2 separate regions of the Homo sapiens genome follow, and region 2 is linked to region 1. Evidence: chromatin loops called from intact Hi-C (ENCODE). Cell type or tissue: HepG2. All regions are shown on one strand.

Evidence for each region. A loop is a pair of places that touch in the nucleus more often than their neighbours do. Peaks named below come from ENCODE experiments on the same cell type or tissue, not always from the same donor. Only the 100,000 strongest peaks of a DNase experiment are listed, where the experiment ranks them.
Region 2: a loop joins it to region 1, with 11 times the contacts of the local background. A loop is called at or near these places in 10 of 110 quality-filtered maps.

The regions. Positions count from the first base shown.
Region 1 is chr9:32,349,637-32,352,136 of GRCh38, reverse strand. LOC107987059 (a long non-coding RNA gene) reads left to right here and starts at 113. Exons shown (of 3, transcript XR_001746645.2): 1 at 113-305. In HepG2, CTCF peaks have their summits at 111 and 1,249; no DNase peak of the experiment used is centred here.
Region 2 is chr9:31,118,902-31,121,401 of GRCh38, reverse strand. LOC105376009 (a long non-coding RNA gene) reads left to right here. Exons shown (of 3, transcript XR_929539.2): 3 at 1,390-2,348. Among named protein-coding and RNA genes, the nearest start is that of LINC01243, 260 kb to the left of the region's middle. In HepG2, a CTCF peak has its summit at 1,329 (motif pointing left); no DNase peak of the experiment used is centred here.

The DNA.
Region 1 (2,500 bases):
CCAAGGCAGTCCTTCTACCCTCTGCCTTGTGTTGCAGTGGCTGGGACTCAGCGCTCTTCATTTCTGCTTCGCTGGCTGCTCCTTGCAAGTCTCCCCCAGTGGGGGCACTAGAGGGAGACTGGGAGACTGGAGGAGGAAGAGGGGACCTGCTTCTTAAAATTTGCTTCCTCTTCCTGTTGGAAGCTTCATAGTCTTCATCAAGATCCTTATTATTTCTTGCTATTTGTGAACCTCCCTGCTTTCAAGTCCTCTTCAATTGTTTCTTCAGGCCAGACATTCCATATGAGAAGGACTGAGAGTTCAAGGTACTTATGGGGAAGTATGACAAAGCCTTTTCTTCTTTTTACAACTACAATTACTATTAAAAATCTGCCATTTATTGTCTACAAAGTGCTAGGTATTTTAAAAAATATTACCTTATTTAATCCTCACCACAATCCTACAAAAGAATTACTGTTATTTTCATTTACATATGAAGTCATGAAGGTAAAGGTAACTTGAGTTGGGTTTTAAGTGCAGGTCAGGGTAATAACACAAGAGGTGTACATATTAGTGAATTTACTATGGATGTGTAAAGTCATACAGAAATTGGAACATCATGGGGATTTTGAAGACATTTTATGGTTTCAAAGATTTCAAGGATGATGTGTTTTGTTTAAGAGAAGGTAGGATTACCTTGTCAGAGGAAGAGAATTAGTTCCTCGAAGGTAGGGATTTGTTGTTGGGTGAGGAATGGCAAGACTGGTTCAGTCTCAATTTTCAGTATTAGTCGAATACATACTTATAAAATTGACTGGCCCTTTGTATACTCATATGTTTTGTTACTTGTAAGCTATTCCAAAGTGAGGATTGAAATGTTGGTGTTTCTAATACTTCACTCAGCCCTTAAACATGATTTAAAATGATTATCATATTCTAAGCTGTTTTAGATTAAATCTTTGCACAATATGGCTTCATACTTTATATCTTATTTTGGAAAATTTGGCCTGGCTTCCCTTGGGAGGTGGAGATGGTGATCCAGGAAGCTTCTGGAAACTTCCTGGTGATATGCATGAATTTAATATCTATAAGTTTATTAAATCCTGAAGGCAAAGGGATTAATGCAAGGGAGATATATTTAATTATTACAGTGGAAACTTTTTGAGAGGCTTAATGGGGGAAAAACTTCTCCATAGACTAACAAGAAAACATTTGATTTCAAGAGATTTATTATTTGCAATATTAAATTGTGCCAATAGATGGAGAAGTTGTTCCACATAAATCAGAAGGCTTGCCTTCTCTTAAGAGGAATAAAGAAATTCAGGTTTCTGGCAAGTTGAAAATGAATTTCCTTAATAAAAATGTGAAGCAGGAAAACTGGGTTACTTATAAATTTTAACAAGACATAATGTTAACAAGGGACAAGAATTTCACTAATTTCAATTAAGTGTACATGAAACTCTTACTGCCTGTACTGTTTTTGAAATTTGGCCATAGCACTTTTAGATAATGTACATTTGTATTTATCTCTGTATTTATACATGGCCTGTACAAAAAGTGTTTTAAATAATGTACAAAACTTTATAAGATAAAAAAGGTAAAACATGCTTAAATTTAAAACAGTAGAGAAAAAAGAATGGGATGAAGTTGGGGTACAAATCTGGCCTGGAGCTTCCCAGCAGTCAATGCAAATAGAGAAACAGGACCAGTTGCATAACCCAATGTCCATAACAGAAAAACAAGCCAGGTGTTAGGAAAGGTACCATATAGTATGAAGACTAGGAATTATATCCTTTAGGAACTTATGAAGGAGATATTGTGTAAGGTGATAAGTAATTTCCTTACATTACACCCAATGATACTTTTCACATGACTGCTTCCTACAGCAGCTGATAGGTAACACCGCAATGCTATTCTGTCAGAAGAGTTTAAGATGGAGGGGGCAGAGTGAGCATTATGCGTCCCAAAACACTTTCTTGGAGTGTAGCTTTCTGATTGTCTAATTTAATTGAAGGATACAATTTAGAACCCATCAATTCTCCATAAATACTATTTTTCTAACTGAGGATTTGATAAAGATGGAAGGTTGCTGTGAAGATTAAATAACATGTTGCATGCAGAACACTTAGCCTGAGCTTTGCAGGTTGTGAAGCCTTGACGAAAGCCGTCCATGACCAGCCTGAACCACCTACTACCCTTGGATGAAGGACACATGATACCTCCTCTGGCTACTCTTGGATATCTGTGTGGTCTCTTACGTACATGGTGTATTTTTCGAGTCATTTAAACTGGGCTCACCTTGCCATCCCCCTCTAGTAGGATTCTCTTCAGCCTCATGTTCACTCCTTCCTCCTGTTCCAGACCTCCACGGCTCCTTTGTCTTGGTGAATTTAGGCTCTCTCTTGTCATCTTTTCTTGCTTAGTCCTTTGCATGCTTTGTTGGGATCCTCACTGTCTCTGATGTTCCAGAGAACATGGCTGCCCTAGACCCTGAAACCCAAACCAGGCTCCCACTGTCTCA
Region 2 (2,500 bases), 1.2 Mb after region 1:
AGTGCAAAAGGGAAATGTGGGGTCAAAGCCCCCATGCAGAGTCCGTACTGGTGCACTGCCTAGTGGAGCTGTGAGAAGGGGCCTACCATCCTCCTGAACCCAGAATGTTAGATCCACCAACAGCTTGCACCGTGCACCTGGAAAAGTCACAGACACTCAACATCAGCCCATGAAAGCAGCTGGGAGGCTGTACCCTGCAAAGCTTCAGGGGTGGAGCTGCCCAGGACCATGGAAACCCACCACTTCCGTCAGCATGACCCGGACGCAAGATGGGGAGTCAAAAAACATCATTTGAAACTTTAACATTTGACTTCTCCGCTGGATTTTGGAATTGCATGGGGCCTGTAACTTCTTTGTTTTGGCTAATTTCTCCCATTTGGAATGGCCATATTTACCCAATGCCTGTATCCCCATTGCATCTAGGAAGTAACTAACCTGTTTTTGATTTTACAGGCTTATAGGCAGAAGGGACTTGCCTTGTTTCAGATGAGACTTTGGACTGTGGACTTTGGGTTAATGCTGAATTGAGTTAAGACTTTGGGGAACTGTTGGGAAGGCATGATTGGTTTTGAAATAGGAGGACATGAGATTTGGAGGGGCCAGAGGCAGAATAATATGGTTTGGCTGTGTCCCCACCCAAATCTCAACTTGAATTTTATCTCCCAGAATTCCCACATGTTGTGGGAGGGACCCAGGGGGAGGTAATTGAATCATAGTGGCTGGTCTTTCCCATGCTATTCTCGTGATAGTGAATAAGTCTCATGAGCTCTGATGGGTTTATCAGGGGGTTCTGCTTTTGCTTCTCCCTCATTCTCTCTTGCTGCCACCATGTAAGAAGTGTCTTTCACCCTCTTCCATGATTGTGAGACCTTCCCCAGCCAGGCGGAACTGTAAGTTCAGTTAACATCTTTCTTTTGTAAATTGCCCAGTCGCTGGTATGACTTTATCAGCAGTGTGAAAACGGACTAATACAGCCCCTAATAGAAAAATCAGGCACCACCTCAGCCCAGAATTCAGTACTCATTGCTCTAACTCTAGCCTTACAATTGGGAGCAGGCATGAGGCTTAAAATTTACAGACTCAGCCCATGCTTTCATGTAGTACATGCTCATGATGCTATTTGCTGGAAAAGAGGATTTTTAACAGCCCAAGATACTCTAATTAAACATGCTCCTGAATTTATGGCCCTATTGGAGGCAATTATACTTCCTACACAGGCAGTATCTTTCACTGCAAAGCCTATCAGAAGAACAATGATGAAATCTTCATTAAGAACAACGGGGCTGACAAATAAGTAAAAGTGGCAGCCAGGCTCCCCCTTCAGGCAGTTTTATTTCATACCCCAACTCCCTGTCTCTAACTTACCCTGGTTAAATTTGTTTCTTCCAGAATGCAGCAGTTGCACACCAAGCTTCTAAGGATGCAAGAGTATCAGCCAATGATACCCAGACACCTCCACGATTCTCCTTTAGACTTCGCTGGACGTCAGTTCCTTATGGACATCCTCTTCTCCCTGAGTCCCATCCTCCAGCTATGCCCAACAATTTAAGTACCATAACCCAAGACAATGACTCAGAGCATCCCCTGACAAGCCAACAACCTTAGGAATGGTCAGTTCTATGCCCAGGGTAGCAGAAAGTAGTTGGAAGATGAGACCTCTACCCAAATAGCACAGATTTGTCACTGTTGTTCTGTCAGGAGGGAAATGTGTAGCCCTAAGGAGTTAAAAGAAAATTGAAAAATGGGTTTTGCTGGCAGGAACAGAAACAGGGTAGAGGGGAGCAAATGTTCTAAGAAACAGGGTCAACCTCAAATGGCTCACTAGCATCTAAGCATCCTTTTACAAGCACCTAGCTCACAGCCCACCTGCATGCTGTCTGCAAGTACTCAGCTTAAGCAGCACGACCTTAAAAAATTTTCCTCCAGCCCCTGCCTCTTTGCAGGCAGCTTTCCCTCTGCTGTCTTGCCTACTGCTCTCTTGCAACATATTTTCCCCTTTTCTCGAAACAAATCTGCCTTTCTAAACTCATTACTGTCTTAGTAAATTCTTTTATCACCTATGTGCCGGCCTCAGACACTCAGTGACCACCACAGCATATGCATGTATTATGTATATGTATGTATCTTGTGTATATTTGTATCTTATGTATTTATGACATTATATAATCTTGCATATATACCTAATAAATATACAGTAAGTACTCACTTAGTGTCATCAATGGGTCTTGGAAACTGTGACTTTAAGTGAAGTGTTGTATAATGAAACGAATTTACTACAGGCTGATTGATATAAAGAAGAGTCAAGTTACTCCGGCATATTTCTAGTCAAAAAACATCATGAAACTTCTAAATAAAGGTGAAAGCCTTCTAATATTTAACACTGAAATAAATGGGAGCTATACATATATTTAAGAAAGATAAATAAAAGCAAGTAGGATGATTATTTACCCAATTATTTCAGTTCAGAATTGTGGGTGGCCAGAGCCTAACCAGGCAATTC